Regions from separate parts of the Homo sapiens genome. Here region 2 is linked to region 1. Evidence: chromatin loops called from intact Hi-C (ENCODE). Cell type or tissue: HCT116. All regions are shown on one strand. Links, peaks and the distances in the headings refer to the core of each region. The heading gives the core; the rest is flanking DNA.

Region 1 (8,333 bases), core at 89-8,088:
GGACCAAGGCAGGCGTCCCTGCGTGGTCTGACACACTTGAAACGTGAGTGTATAATCAGAGAGCGTCCCTGCAGTGATTAAACACCAAGGGAAGGCTGCCTTCCCAGTCCATGACCGGTGCCGGAGTTTTGGGTCCACGGATAAAACCTGTCTCCTTTGTCTCTACCAGAAAATGAAAGGAATTGAAATTAAGAGAAGGGAGAGATTGAAGTGTGCCGCCAAGATTGAAAGGAGAAAGAGGTTGAGGGATAGTGAGGGAGGTTGGAGGAGAGAGTAAAAAGTGGCCGCTTAGCGGATTTGAAATTGGTGAGATGTTTCCTGGGCTGGTCGGTCTGAGGACCTGAGGTCGTAGGTGGATCTTTTTCACGGAGCAAAGAACAGGAGGACAGGGGATTGATCTCCCAAGGGAGGTCCCCCGATCCGAGTCACGGCACCAAATTTCACTCGAGTCCATGTGAAGAGACAACCAGACAGGCTTTGTGTGAGCAACATGGCTGTTTATTTCACTTGGGTGCAGGCGGGCTGAGTCCGAAAAGAGAGTCAGCGAAGGGAGATGCGGCCGTTTTATAGGATTTGGGAAGGTAATGGAAAATTACAGTCAAAGGGGGTTGTTCTCTGGTGGGCAGGGGCGGGGTTCACAAGGTGCTCAGTAGGGGAGCTTCTGAGCCAGGAGAAGGAAATTCACAGGGTTAATCACTCAGTTAAGATGGGGCAGGAACAAATTACAATGGTGGAATGTCATCAGTTAAGGCGGGGCAGGGCCTTTTCACTTCTTTTGTGATTCTTCAGTTACTTCAGGCCATCTGGGCGTATACGTGCAAGTCACAAGGGGATGCGATGGCTTGGCTTGGGCTCAGAGGCCTGACAGAAAGGAGTCTTTGAAGGATTGAACTTCTGTGCGAGGAAACATGACATTTGTGTCAGTTGTCATCTTCCTTCATTTAAAAAAATAGAACAGTTCCTGGGGTTTTTGTTAACGTGTGTTGTTCTGCATTGGCAGGCCTGTGCACACCTACCCCTCAAAGTCTGAGGAAGCTGAGAAGTCAAAGAGAGAGCCTGACAAACCCAGTTTCTCAGAAAGAAATATTTAATAGGGACTTAAGAACAGAAGCTATGTCTGTCTCTTGGGCAGTGGTGAGACAAGTTGTTGGATCCCTGAACCATTATCCCCTAAACCTAGGGCTACAGACCACAGGGAAGAGATGGATGTGAAAAGAAGGGGTGTGTAGGACAATGGCTTAAGGGCAGAACTTGTGGTAAATACAATAACATCAAGGTTGTTTAGTTAGTACCTACTCTTACACAAGGAACAATAGATAAACTGGAAATCTTAGAGAGCTTTCCAGAACAGGAATTAATCAGAAGTCAACATGGCAGATTCACTTCCAAGATGGAGTTGCCTTGGCCTCCACATGTGTGTACCAGAGACTGCTCATGTGATGAGGACAAAAGAGAAAGATTCAAGGAGGAAGGAGAGACATTTTATAATGTATCAGTCTGCTCTTAGAGCACTTCACTTTATTTCAGTAGAGATGTATGCCCCCAAGACAGAGACTCAGATGACTCCCCAATCATGCGGCAGAATTCTGGGATAAGAAGAGACAGACTTCTTCCAGGAGCAGGTGCAGGGCAGAGGACTCTAGAGAAGGGATTCTTGAGCTTGGGTCTCACCAACTGTCACTCAAGGTGTGACTGTTCTCAATCTCCCCTTTTGTAAAATGGGGAAATACCTTCCCTGAATGTGGTATTTGTGGGGTAGTTGTGAGGATCAAATGAGGAGTTTGCTTTCAGTCACAGGGATCTGATATTCTATGTGGGTGGGACCAATGAAGCTTTCAATGATGTGTCTTCCAGGGAGGGTGTTTTTGAAATCAAACTGAGATGATAACCCTGAGAAATAGGATTGGACTTTTTAGCATCTTCTTTGTTACACATTTATAGGCATTGTTCTAACAAGGGTGTCTGTAGCATTCACCAGAATGTCAAAGCAGCCCATGACCCAAAAGGGTCAGGAACTCCTACTGTAGCAGGTCAGTGAGGTGGCTGCCCCTGATGGGTTGCCCCTTGCTGTTTAGAGCTTGCCTTTTTCCACCAAGAATTCGAGGCATCTTAAAGTGAAGACGTTATGCAGCTGGGTATCTATCAGAAGGATCAGGACGTGTGGAGGGGGAAGGTAGGAAGAGGATGGGGGTTGTTAATGGAGGGGGCAGTGGGGTTGGGTTGAGAGGAAAAGGGGTGGCACTAAGAACCCGAGCCTCTTTTTCTCTTGTCCCCATGTTATGAACAGTCTCTGGTCCACTAAATGCATTCAGTTCCCAGCTTCCTAACCATCAAGATACCAAACCTATTATACAGGCCCCATTGTATGACAGAAGGAAGCATCAGTCATGGGGAGAGATGGACTTCCTGACATTCACATCCAAGAGAAAGAAATTGGATATGAAGGCCTTCTCACTGACACATCACCCAACCCGTCTTGGAGGTGGCTCTCGCAGATGGGGGGCTGGCCAGGCAGCGACTGTCTTTCCCTCCTTCCCATGGGTCCCTCCCAAAGCAGCAACTGAGCAGGCAGGGCCTCTGGGGGCTGAGAAGAACTGTTCCTCAGGCGCAGCCCCCTCACAGCTGTCTCTCCTATTCTTCTCCCTCCAGCTCTTATGTTTGCACCCCTGGAGGGTCTGAAGGCCTGAGTAGGAGCTGGGTCCTGACTATGAAGTCTGGAGCCCCAGAGCTGGGGGAGAACAGGATGCCGGGTGGGAGAGACCTAACTAGGCCTTCTCAGCTGGGGGACCTCCAGAGGAGCCCCAACGCTGAGTCGCAGCCAGGACCTCGGAGCCCCAACGCTGAGTCGCAGCCAGGCCACAGCTGTCTGAGTGCTCACAGCCTCCATGCAGGCAGTGACCCAGCTCCAGGCATGTTCACATGCCATGCCCTGTCTGCATTTCCAGTGCCCACTGGACAAACCCCCAGCTTCCTCAGGCACCTCACACCCCACAGGCGCAACACCTCTTCCGGAGCCTCATCCCAGCACTGTCACTGTCACTGCCTTTGCGTCTTTTACTTCTCCCCGCCTCCTCTCTGCCAGTCTCAAAGCTTGTTACTAGCTGTATTAGTCTGCTCAGGCTGCCGTAACAAAATATCACAGACTGGGTGGTTTCAACAACTAACTTTCTCATAGTTTTGGAGGCTGTGGAAGTTGATCAAGTGTCAGCAAAAATGGTTTCCCCTAAGGCCTCTCCTGTTGGCTTGCAGGCAGCCACCTTCTCACTGTGTCTTCACACAGCTTTTCCTCTCTGCAGCCCTGGGGTCTCTACCTGGTCTTATAAAGACACCAGCTGCATTGAGTTAGGGTGCCACCCTATGACCTCATTTAATCGCAATTCATTCTTTAAAGGCTCCATCATCTCCAAATGCTATCACTTTGGGGCTTTAGGGCTTACAACAAATGCATTTTTGCAGGGACACAATCCATTCCATAACAGCTGAGTATACAAGGATGTCCTCAGAAGCAAGTAGGAACCATGGTATTGGATGTCCTCCAGGGAGAGGGAGGAGCTAAAGGGCATACTCCAGCAGAGAAGGACCTTCTGTCCTCCCTGCCCGTTTTTCCCCATCTGTTTGCTCTTACCTGAAATTCATCCCAAGAGTTTCATGATAATCACCTCAAGCTTTGATCCTAATTAAACAAATTTAAAAATCACATTTCTTCCCTGGAAGAGGTAGCGATTGGTTAGTTTAATAAAGTACTAGTCAATCAAGCTGAATGAGAATTCCCTGGTTTTTTTTTTTTCTTTTTTGTAGAGCCAGGGTCTCATTGTGTTGCCCAGGCTGGTCTCGAACTCCTGGGCTTTGGCAATCCTCCCACCTTGGTCTCCCAAAGTGTTGAGATTACAGGCGTGAGACACCATGCTCGGCCAAAGGCCCATTTTGATAAAAATATCTTAAAATTACAAAATGACCCATCTGGGGGTGGGTTGTGAAATGAAGCGTTTGGAATAGATTATCTTTGTGGTCACTTGCAGCTCGCTGGATAACCTTTAAAATTATACATTGGGTCGGAATCTCGGGAGTCAGATCTCCAAACAGCTCATGCCAAGAGCTTCCAGCAGGGGGCAGCAAGGCACCGTGAGCACTGGTTCCGTAACATCCCTCGGCGTCAGACGAAAACACCCTCACTTTCCACGTCAAGTGGAACTAGAACAAATCCTCCTTTGCTATCTGTGGCTCAAGAATGTTGTGCCCAGGCCAGGCGCGGTGGCTGACGTATGTAATCCTAACACTTTGGGAGGCCAAGGTGGGAGGATCGCTTGAGCTTGGGAGTTGTAGACCAACCAGCCTGGGCAACATAGTGAGACCTTGTCTCTGCAAAAAATAAAGTATTATCTGGGTGTGATGGTGCACACCTGTAGTCCCAGCTACTTAGGAGGCTGAGTTGGGAGGATCACGGGAGACCAGGAGATTGAGGCTGCAGAGAACTGAGATTGCACCTCTGCACTCCAGCCTGAGTGACCCAGTGAGATCCTCTCTTAAAAAAAAAAAAAAAGAATGTCGTGCCCTTAGAGAAAATGAGATTCTGAGCCAGTTAATGATTTGTCTCCAGGAAACCCAAAATTAAACATGAGAGAAACCCAAAGTTTCTTCCAAAATTACATTTATTTTTCTCAATTCAGAAAAGTCTCAACACCACAATTTATCTGTTTAATGTTTTCATTTACATTTGGCTTTATCCCAAAAAGGGTTTAACAGTGTCACCAAGTTACCAGGTCTCTGTTTCATCATATTTACACAAGATGAAGGAAACTCAATCTGTTCGTATTTGCCCCAGGTAATAGGTTCTATGTAGTGACAGGCATTTCACTATTTGACTTAGTGTTTGCCAAAATGAAGTAAGGGGAATTGGGTCCAGAGCTGAGGACAGATCCATTTGGAATGAAAGCATAATAACCTTGAAGTTATTCCAGTGACAAAAAATGATCAGTGAAAGATTTTCTAAGAGCAAGCAGGAATGAGGAGGCTGGCCCTCTGGCCAGCATGAGATGGGGTCTTAGGAACAGTTTGTCATTCAGTAACCTCCTAACAAACACTCGGGCAAGCCACTTCCCCTCTCTGAGAATCAGTTTCCTCTTCTGTACATAAGGGGAGAGGGTCAGTCAACCATCTTAGATATGGGAACTTAAGGGGACTTCATGGCCCTGCGGGAAAAAAGCTCAAATGTGTTTTTTTGCATTGGGCCTGCATGGGACGTAAGTGTTTCGGGAGTGAGGGGAGGCCTTGGAAGGGAACTGCTATTGCTAATGATGATTAAGAGATGACTTCGTGTGGGAACCACCACTCAACCCTTGCTTGTCTGTACAATCTATTTCCAGCCTCAGCCCCTCAGAACAAGGGGTGGTTTTTATGGTGTCTAGCCTGGAACTCTCTGTCAGTAAAAGCTGGAAGGGGCCAAAGGTATCTGCTCAGTGTTCCCCCTTGCACAGCCCTCACTGCCCCGAGCACCTCATGCTTACTTGACAAGCTGCAGTCTGGAGTATCAGACCAGCCTGTGTCCCATCCCTGAGGAAGTACACGGCCGCTTCAATCCCCACTGGGGGCACCATTTTAAGTCCGCTCAGAAAGAAAGAAACACACAGAGAGTATCAGACAAACACAAATTCTTTTGGTTTTAATCTTTACTTCCAATCCCAAACAATCTTGTTTCTTTTCATTATAAAAGTACTAAACAAACACGGACAGGAGAGGAAACTGACATTTGCAAACGATGTACCTTCAACAGGCATCTCAACAGCCCCATCACCAACACCTGTGTGCAAGGCATAGCCATCACGCAGAAAAGTCTCAGGACTCAGAACTACACCATAAATGCAGGATCTTTTTATTTCATATAAAAATGATCAATGTGAAAAAAGCCAAACTGTATGCTGGTTTTACAGACTCCGACCCTTCCTGACAGTCTTCTTGTCTGGCCAGGCTGGGGGCCCAGCATTCCTGGAAGGGAGAGACAGCCCAGCATCTCAGTATTTCATTGGGACAACAAGCTGGATGTGGCAGGGAAAGCTGAGAGCGCCAAGGTCCCCTTGCTTTATCCCAAGCTCGGAGGGACGCAGCCTGGCATGGCTCTGGCCTAGCAGCCAGGTGACATGGCCAGGCACCTTCCTGTACAGGCACTGTGGGCTCCTGGCCCAGGCTCACTAGAAGGTCTTCTCTGTGGTGCCTACCTAGGGAGCTGTGATCAAGCCGAGCAGCCGTGCAAGGCGTTTCAGTCTGACCTTTTCATCAGATCCCCGCTCCAGCCCCTCGGAGAAGGAAACATCAGTCCACAGTGCCATTGTAGGATTTGTTGAACTTGTTGAAGGTGAAGTCCACAGTGTGCGTGGAGATAGGCTTTCTGTATAATGGATTTGAAGCCTACAGAACACGGCGGGGAAGAGGATGAGGACACATGTTAGCTCACACACTCAAACCGACAGACGCAGGCCCTAGGATCCCTTCCCAGGTCAGCCCCCTGCGACAGCAGCAGGCAGAGCACTCAGGAGGAGACGGCCGTGGGCTCTAGGACAGCTCTGTGTTCCCCAGGAAAGCCATCGCCTTCTCTAAGCTTTCACTATCCACCTCTGGAAGGAGGAGTTGGGTCAGAAGGTCTCTGAAGTCCCTTCCAGCTTTAACAGAAACCAAGCCCAGGTTCAGCAGAAACTGACTGCGCTCAGTCCTCTGGGCATTTGCAGTCTGCCTGGGGTGACCAGACTGCAGGTGTGAGTGTTGTAATGGACCATAAGAATCTGAGCTTTCCTGTTGGTCTGTGCTCTCTCTGAGACTGGTCAGACTCTTCCTGAGGCACGCCCAGCGCCTCTGCCCCCATGACCTTCCTGACCTGGGTCTGGAACAGGGATCTGTGCAGCTCACTCTGCACTGGGGCTGTGCAATTCTCTCTCTCCAGAACTGGGCACAGCGTTTCTGGTGTTGATTCTTTTGTTTTTAATGCCAAAGACATTAGTGAGCCTCTATTGCTAACATACCGCTGAACTCAACCACGCCTCTGAGCTTGAAGTCTCCTCTGCTTCCCATTTCCCACGTGCTTACCATTTCATAGCGGGCCCTGGATCGCTCGCTCTGAAACTTTGCAAACTCCCTCCGGTCGTGGATGGTGACAAGCAGCTTCCAGATAGCCAGGAGTGCAAGCCCAACAAGGAGGATGCTACCGACCACAGCCAGGAGGATGGTCATGGCGTTGGGGGTGTTTCCACACTCTGGGGGGACCAGAAGCATGGTAAGCAAAGCCACTAGCATCACCATGCCCCTCTCACGCAACTGCAGGCATTTCTGAGATGAAAGTTGCACCCCTTCCAAAGGCCTTCTCCTCGGCTCTCCCTTAGATCCTCAGGAGGGTTTCCCCAATGTACAAAAAATGAAAGATTCAAAAGGGACAGTGACTGTTCTAAAGTCACACAGCAAGTGTGGCAAAGTCTAGATGAGGGCCCTGGGGCAGGGCTGCCTTTCCCCTCATGGGCAGCACCCACATCCCGCCTGGCCCAGTCTCCATTGCAGGATGCTGGACCCGCTCAGCTTTCGTGTACATGGTTTCAGGAGCAGACTGGGCAGGCAGGAGGTACCATGAAGCCACATGAAGCCACTTCCACAAGGTCTGGGCTGGGGGCCAACATTTGTAAGCCTTTAGCGTGGTGTCCCTTGGAGTAAATGTGCTTGTTTTCAAAGAACCTCAGACACAGCATTGGAAACAAAGCCTCATTCTTACAGGCGTGCATCCTAGGCTGGTACCACACTTCTCTCTGCCTCTGGCCTCAGGAAGGCACATTATGTGGTTGGGCTCAATTTGGAAAAATAGTTTGCAGTGCTGTCGATTGAAGAGAGCAAATCTTTTTCTGCTCCACCCCTGCCTCCCTACCCCCAAGAAGAATGTAAGGGGTGATATCAGATATTCCAGTTACTCCAAGGCAAAGGCTATTGGTCCCTGGGTCCAAGCAGAGGCAGAATGTTGGTATTTGGATTAAAGCTTGACCTCTTCAGTGGTGCTGGGAGCTGAGCATGGGAGCAGCAGGAATGTTGAACCCAGTGCTCCGTTGTCCTTGGAATCCATGCTGGGAAGCAGCAGTGGCCCCGCCCAGGCTGTGTGTGGAGCTGGATGCTCCCTGACTTGAGTGATACCCTGCCCAGCCCTGGTGGTCTAGATGCCCTGCACCCTCCCTGCAGAACACAGCAGCTCCTTGCTGCCTTTGGCTGTGCAGGGTAGGTATGTTCTGTGGTTACTTTCACGTCTGTGCTCCTCCAAGATGAGACCCTCCCCAGGGACAGGGCCCTATCCTTCTATAACTCCCATTGCC
Region 2 (8,333 bases), core at 299-8,298, 830 kb after region 1:
AAGTCTGGCATTCTACGTTAGCCTGTTCTATAATAGAACTTGGTAGACAATTTGATCCCGTTTAATATGCCTGCCCCACAACTACAATTCTATAAAGTATTTGAGATAGCTGGTTTTCCTGCTTCCTGACAGCTTGTGTGACCCTTGGCTGGTTACTTAACCTCTTCAAGATCCCAGAGAAGCTGTGAATCTGGCATAAGATGGGAACCTAACACAAATGTGTTTGCTGTCTCCAAACCCCTATTTCTCTTCCCCTAAGAACCTAACTTCTGCAAGTATACAATGCCCAAGCCAGGTAACAAGTGATTCTAATCCTCATTTAATAGTAACATCTGAGGCATTTAGAGGCTGCTACTTGGACAGATGTCAACTTTTCCCACCCTCTAAGAAGAAGTCACCAAACTTTTAGAAGCTGTGGGAAATCCTTCTCTAAAAGGTTTCCCAGCCATGTCTGTCTAAAGTAATATCAAAATATAAAATTATTGGGCCCTATTCCTGCTCTCTTAGGAGAGACTGATGTGACACAAATAATCACACTTACCTGTACTGCCACCCAGTGACAAGGTTGGTATACTTCATTAAATAGCCATACACATTTTCCATGTGATCACTATTTCAAAATGAAAAAGCCAAAGTTAGTAAAAATTAGAAGAAATCCCAGGAGGATAATGGTACAATTTTCAAAATAGCTGCAGATACATATATGCTCTATAAATGCCTCAAATTTTATTGAGAAGTAAAATGTATAGGTCAACAGAGGCATTTAATCTCCCAAATTTCATATCTATAGGACTTCATCAATTTCCTCAAAACAAGTACAATACCTCATAAATTATATATTATTATAAATATTCCAAATGTAAAATCATTATACAAATATAAAATTACATAAACATAAAACAAATATACTATAAGTATTATAAGTGGGATGGCCGGGCACAGTGGCTCGAACCTGTAATCCCAGCACTTTGGGAGGCCAAGGCAGGAGGATCACTTGAGGTCAGGAGTTCAAGACCAGCCTGGTCAACATGGCGAAAACCCATCTCTACTAAAAATACAAAAATTCATCGGGCGTGGTGGTGTGTGCCTGTAGTCCCAGCTACTTGGGAGGCTGAGGCAGGAGAATCACTTGAACCCAGGAGGTGGAGGCTGCAATGAGCTGAGATCTCACCACTGCACTCCAGCCTGGGCAACAGAGTGAGACTCCGTCTCCAAAAAAAAAAAAAAAAAAAAAAAAAAGGGCTGAGTGCAGTGGCTCACACATGTAATCCCAACACTTTGGGAGATCAAGATAGGGGGATCACTTGAGCCCAGGAGTTTGAAACCAGACTGGGCAACATAATGAGACACTGTCTCTCTTTATTAAATACGTAAAATAAATAAATAAGAATAATAAATAAAGCCCACAACTAGAGGAAAGAATTCTTCTGTAGAAATACAGCCACTTGGGTTTCTGCTAGAGTTCTTATACTTCCGGCCCAGGTCGCAATCAAGTTGTTTATTTCAGTTATTTTGAGATACATTGCTTAGAAAAGCAGAGAGCTATATTTTTTGTTTGGCTCCCCTATCTTCCCCAGGCTTCAGGCTTAAGCAGCTCTTTGAGGCCATAGAAAACCCAATGCCCCAGACTCTGTCTCAAAAAAATTCCCTAAAGAGCTCCTCCTCTGTTTTAGGTACTTAGTACACAGCTCAGCTTCCCGAAAAACTTATTCTTGGCCGGGCATGGCAGCTCACGCCTGTAATCCCAGCACTTTTGGAGGCCGGGGCAGGTGGATCACCTAAGGTCAGGAGTTCGAGACCAGCCTGGCCAACATGGTGAAACCCCATCTCAACAAAAAATACAAAAAATTAGCCAGGTGTGGTGGCACGTGCCTGTAATCCCAGCTACTTGTGAGGCTGAGGCAGGAGAATCGCTTGAACCCAGGAGGCAGAGGTTACAGTGAGCCGAGACTGCACCACTGCACTCCAACCCGGGTGGCAGAGTGAGACTCCATCATAAACAAAAACAAAAATAAAAAAACAGAAAAACTTACTCTTTCTCCATTCTGTCCAGTTGCTCCATAATCTGAATATTTGCTTACATTCTGCATCAATCCATAAGAGGTTTGAGGTAGTATACAACCTAAATATTTTCTCAAAGTGCCAAGATATTTCATAATTCGCCATTTTGGGAACTACTCTTTAATCTAGGTTCTCTACACCAAGCTTTCATTACTACATAAATGTCAAGTCATAGCCATTAGCATGTAATAAAAAATATCACAACTGAGTTACAGTTCAATTCCTCTGGCTTTAAGACTGTATGTATTCTTCAAATGTATGTGAACTATGGGGCAAAACCTTCTTAAAACCTTATATATACTTACCTATACCTGAGAAAAACAAAATTTTTATTTCAAAGCAATAAACAAAATACATCATCTTTATTTAGTCACTACTCTCATATTACTGAAGGTACTCCCCATTTTGGTCATATCTAATTATCTATATCACTCATTTAACAGCTCAAGTGACCCTCCTACCTCAGCATCTGAGTAGCTGCAACTACAGGAACGTACAACCATGCCCAGTTAATTTTTAATTATTTTTGTGGGGATGGGGGGGTCTCACTATGTTGCCCAGGCTGCTCTCAAACTCCTGGGCTCAAGCGATCTTTCCACTTTGGCTTCCTAAAGTGTTGGGATTACAGGCATGAGCCACAAATTTTTTAAAGTGTACAATTTCAGTAACATCAATCGCTAAAAAGATCCCACGTGTATCTCTTTTTTTTATTTTTAATTGCGACAGAGTCTCGCTCTTTTGCCTAGGCTGGAGTGCAGTGGTGTGATCTCAGCTCACTGCAACCTTCGCCTCTGGGGCTCATGCGATTTTTCTGCCTCTGCCTGCCAAGTAGCTGGGACTACAGGCACCTGCTACCATGCCCACCTAATTTTTGTATTTTTAGTAGAGATGGAGTTTCGTAAAGATGGGTTGGCCAGGCTGGTCTCAAACTCCTAGCCTCAAGTGATCAGCCTGCCTCAGCCTCCCAAAGTGCTGGGATTATAGGTATGAGCCACTGTACCTGGCTCTAAGTGTATCTTCATATTTCACATCATAGTAATGTTCTGTTTAATTTTCTAATGTTATTAATATTTTGCTGATTCATATATCTAAAGAGTTAGCTTTCTGAAAAAAAAAAAAACAAAACTATAAGGATATTGACATGGTTTATTTGGTAGTAGCATAAAGTTAGTTTCAAAAGAGGCAGAAATTCAAGTAAGTAAACTGCTGGCTTATTTTTATTATATAAAACAGCTGTCTCCAGGTTACAAAGAACCAACTTGAAAACATCCTATTCTTTGGAACAGCTGGTTGCAATGTCCCTCCCTCATTCTTCCCCTTTTCCATGTATCCCAAGAAATAGCCACTATCGAAGGCAACCAGCTGGTGTGGAACAACTGTGCCATCTGGTGGTCAGCATAAAAAGTGCTCTGTGACTGAACATCTGATTCACACTTTCTTTTCTTCTACTGTCTTATAATTGAGTTACTACACAGTATCTCTAACTCTCATGCTTTATTCCTATCTAAAATGTGTGAATTTTCAGGGCCTGGTGTAGTGCCTCATGCCTGTAATCTCAACACTTTGGGAGGCCAAGGTGGGACAATTCCTTGAGTCCAGGAGTTTGAGACCAGCCTGGGCAACATAGGGAGACCCACCCCATCTCTAAAAACAGTAAATAAAATAAAATGTGCAAATTTTTATAGAATATTTTTAATGTGTGTCTGTTAATATTAATAAAATCTAGCTACTGAAGTGGGAACATACCACATATCTGATTATATTATACTATTTTGTGTTCTATAAAATAGAAGTGATGGTCCAAAACAGACTAATACACTAAAAAATAAGCTATGATAAAGTTAATTTCTTCTTCAGTCCTCCAAAAACTTCACTGCTCAAGAAACTGGGTATATTTCTAATCTTTTAAACTTGTTAACATTTAATTGGGATTAGTAGTGGAAGCTGATAGTCTATAAAAATAACTGATTAAACTGTGCTAAGTGGCTTTATTATATTGTGTTTAGTTTGATACTCATTTTCTCTTAAATATCTTAAAAATAACTGCTTCAATTCTTTAATCTCCATTACTATAACATACATATTTCTTTTTTTTTTTTTTGAGATGGAGTCTCGCTCTGTCACCCAGGCTGGAGAGCAGTGGTGCAATCTTGGCTCACTACAACCTCCGCCTGCTGTGTTCAAGTGATTCTCCTGCCTCAGCCTCCCGAGTAGCTGGGAGTACAGGTGCGTGTGTGCCACCATGCCTGGCTACTTTTTCTATTTGTAGTAGAGACGGGGTTTCATCATGTTGGTCAGGCTGGTCTCGAACTCCTGACCTCGTGATCCGCCTGCCTCGGCTTCCCAAAGTGCTGGGATTATAGGCGTGAGCCACCGTGCCCGGCAATATACTTATTTCTCAACCTTTCTTTATCAGACTTAAGATAGATAAAAGTTTTTAAAATTAAGCTACCTTTTAAACAGTTTCAAATCCTTTCAACTCAAAACAATTACTCAATACCTACTAAAGCACAGCACTCTGAAAAACCATTGAAAAGCATAAGAAAATCAAAAAGGCAATAACTAATAACTCTCCATCTCAAATCTATAATCTAATCTAAGAGAAATATATCTCCTTGAAGAAAAAGGCAGTAACATGGGTTCCTGCTACTGGAAAAGACACACAATGGGACTACATTTGCAGCTGCCATACAAATAAAAAAGGCATTAAACAAATACAGAGGATTCAGTAGTGAGTGAGAAGGCTGAAATGACTAGATTTGATGACTGATTAGATGTGAAGTGAGACAGAAAGAATGAAAGTGAGAGAGAAAGGACAAGAGCAACACTCAGATTTCCAGCTGGAACAACTGGGTGGATAACTAATGCCTTCACTGAGATAGGGATCGCAGAGAAATTTTGGATTTGTTCCAACTTAAGATGTTAAATTTAATGAACCTGCAGGACTATACAGGGAGATATCCAGTAAGGCAGCATGATTAGGGCTTGGTAGTCATCAGCATATAAGCATATAACTGGTATTTGAAGTTACAGCAGTAAATAAGGTCACTCAGGAAGTATTACGAAATGGCAAGAGATGGGCAGGGTCTAAGAGAGATCTCTAAGGAAAAGTTTTAAGGGCAAGGGGAATACAGAGAAGAAATCAGGAACAACTGAGTAGTGGGAAGAAAACTAGGAGTATGGAAAGACAGAAACCAGAGAAAGTGTTTCAAGATAAGTCTGTGGTCAAGAATATTCAGTGGGCAGGTGCCTTCACTCACACCTGTAATCCCAGCACTTTGGGAGGATCACTTGAGCCAGGAGTTTGAGACCAGCCTGGGCATCACAGTGAGATCCTGTCTCTACAAAAAAAATTAAAAATTAGCCAGGCAGGGTGGCACACACCTGTAATCCCAGCTACTCAGGACACTGAGATGGGAGGATTGCTTGAGCCCAGGAAGTGGAGGCTGCAGGGAGCTGCAATCGTGCCATTGCACTCCAGCCTGGGAAACAGAGCAAGACTCTGTCTCAGGCCAGGCACAGTGGCTCATGCCTATAATCCCAGCACTTTGGGAGGCTGAGGTGGGTGGATCACTTGAGGTCAGGAGTTCAAAACCAGCCTAGCCAACATGGTAAAACCCTATCTCTACTAAAAATACAAAAATTAGCTGGGCGTGGTGGTGCATGCCTGTAGTCCCAGCTACTTGGGAGGCTGAGGCAGGAGAATTGCTTGAAACTGGGAGGCGGAGGTTTCACTGAGCCAAGATCCTGCCACTGTACTCCAGGCTGGGCGTCAGAGTAAGACCCTGTCTCAAAAAAAAAAAAAAAAAAAAAGAGAAGTTCAGTGCTACTGATAAAGTAAGATATGACAAAGACTGAGAAGACTCATTAGACTTAAAACCCAGAGATAACAGTTTAATGGAATGATGAGGGCAGTCAGCTGGAAGTAACATCAGAGGTTGACGATAATGTCAAGAGGTTCTCCAGCTTGTAGACAACTGAGCTATGGGATTTCTCAGGCTCCACAGTCATATGAGCCAATTCCTCATAATCTCTCTCTATATATATCTACCTATTGGTTCTATTTTCCTGGAAAAGCCAAATAGCGATACCTTAAGGTATTTAACTACAGGCAGGAATCCAAGTTGTAGTCAGTAAATATGAGGTACCAGGCAAGTCACATGTCAAAATCCATACTTTCAACTAGGCAAAAAGTATCCTCCCAAAAGGCTTAGCACTTTGGTCCATTCTCTGGATAAGAAATAGCATGAAGCGGGGAGTGGCTTGCTTAGCTGAGGAAAAGGCTAATGACATTAAGAGATATTCCTCGCAACAGCTAGTGTGTAGCCTGGGATATAATGTTTATTTGCTGAATGAATTAAGCAATGGGAAGAAAGAAACAGAATTTTTCTATGAAGCCATGAGGCAATTCTCAGTAACCTGCCCACCTCCTCCCCAAAAAATTCAACTCGCAGACTGTATACTCAAAATCGCAAACAAAATAAAGTCTAACTGTATTTTAATCTATGACAAAAAGTATAAAGTCAAGAGAGGGGTCCTCCCTCCTGCCAAGAGTCTTAAAAATGTTAGCACTCTTTGGCCCTAGAATTTCACTTTTAGGTATCCCATCTATGACAAATGATTAGAAATGTAGACAAAGCCGGGTGCGGTGGCTCACGCCTGTAATCCCAGTACTTTAAGAGGCCTAGGCAGGCAGATCGCCTGAGGTCAGGAGTTCGAAATCAGCCTGGCCAACATGGTGGAACCCCGTCTCTACCAAAAATATAAGAATTAGCCGGGTGGCACCTGCCTGTACCCAGCTACTCGGGAGACTGAGGCACAAGAATCGCTTGAACCCAGGAGGCAGAGGTTGTGGTGAGCCAAGATTGCACCATTGTGCTCTAGCCTGGGCAACAAGAGTGAAACTCCATCTCAAAAAAAAAAAAAAAAAACAAAACAGAAAAGATATGTAGTGCAAAAATGTAAGGAAACTAAGAAATCACAGCACATTATTAATAAACCAACTCTTGCTCCTCAAGACTTGGTATATTTTTAACTAGATTTTGGAATAATATTTTATAGTTTCCAGTTACATGCCTACAATTATCTTTCTCTTGTTTTTACCAGCATCTATAGCAGATGTCAGATACAGAAAACAAAAACTAGAGTGTAGAAATATGTATCAATTTTCCTTTAACCCCTGCAGAGGAAAAAAAAAAAAAAAGCAGACATTTATGACTTTTTCTTCAAATCAACTCAGAAGAAGAGGTAAAACCTCTAAGACCATGAACATTCATTTATATTTAGGCCAATCTCATTTTCCCATCCGCGAACAGGCACTTTTCCTTATAATAGTATTGACAGTGGAAGAAACCACAAAATTATTGTGGTCTGACCACAAAAATTATTTCTATACTACACATTTGCAGACTTTTACACATTTACTGAAAAGTATAGCTGTTTGCTAATGAGGAAAATAGATTTATCTGTTAATATGATTAGCCAGTGAGGAGCTCAAAATTTTAAAAAAAAGCAGGCCATCAAACACCCTGGTTTGTCTTTCAGTTCCTCTTTTGAATAGTTCTCTTCTGCCCATTTTAATAAGCAGGTGGCATATTTGCAGATTTGTGAATTTCTCTACAAGCTGACATGAAGAATACAAAAATAATGAAAACATGCATATTTTATAAAGTGTGAATATTCACTATGAAAAAGGAAGGAAAGACCCAGAACTGGGAAATCTATCTTCTCTGTAAATGGTAAAGAAAGCTCACATCATATGAATATAAATTACTCTGGAAACAAGAAAATACAAGGCTAATCTAATAAATTAAGTTCTTAAGTTTAATTTTTCAAAAGGGCCAGGCACGGTGGCTCACGCCTGTAATCCTAGTACTTCAGGAGGCCGAAGTGGGTGGATCACTTGAGGTCAGGAGTTTGAGACCAGCCTGGCCAACATGGTGAAACCTCATCTCTACTAAAAATACAAAAATCAGCCGGGTGTGGTGGCAAGTGCCTGTGGTCCCAGCTACTTGGGAAGCTGAGGCAGGAGAATCGCTTGGACTTGAACCTGGGAGGCAGAGGTTGCAGTGAGCTAAGATCTGCCACCGCACTCCAGCCTGCACAAGAGGACCAGACTCTGTCTCAAAAAAAAAATTTTTTTTTTCAAAAGGTCATCATGAGATTGTTTTGTAAATGCCACTGATGCCCTTCCTTTTCCTGATTATTTTGATGATCCTCCTAAAATAAGCCTTAGAATTCATTCTTTCGTTGTTTTGGGTGTGCACATTAAT

Evidence for each region. A loop is a pair of places that touch in the nucleus more often than their neighbours do. Peaks named below come from ENCODE experiments on the same cell type or tissue, not always from the same donor. Only the 100,000 strongest peaks of a DNase experiment are listed, where the experiment ranks them.
Region 2: a loop joins it to region 1, with 6 times the contacts of the local background. A loop is called at or near these places in 19 of 110 quality-filtered maps.

Annotation. Positions count from the first base shown.
Region 1 is chr3:124,757,317-124,765,649 of GRCh38, forward strand. ITGB5 (integrin subunit beta 5) reads right to left here. Exons shown (of 15, transcript NM_002213.5): 14 at 7,075-7,241; 15 at 4,632-6,402. The coding sequence ends at 6,307. Among named protein-coding and RNA genes, the nearest start is that of MIR544B, 29 kb to the left of the region's middle. RefSeq lists enhancers at 1-699, 2,250-2,839, 2,840-3,429, 3,966-4,260. In HCT116, for the core only: a CTCF peak has its summit at 4,105 (motif pointing right); a DNase peak (open chromatin) is centred at 4,135; H3K4me3 peaks cover 402 bases.
Region 2 is chr3:125,582,369-125,590,701 of GRCh38, forward strand. OSBPL11 (oxysterol binding protein like 11) reads right to left here. Exons shown (of 13, transcript NM_022776.5): 2 at 542-610. Among named protein-coding and RNA genes, the nearest start is that of OSBPL11, 9.0 kb to the right of the region's middle. In HCT116, for the core only: CTCF peaks have their summits at 545 (motif pointing left) and 3,456 (motif pointing left); DNase peaks (open chromatin) are centred at 543 and 3,423.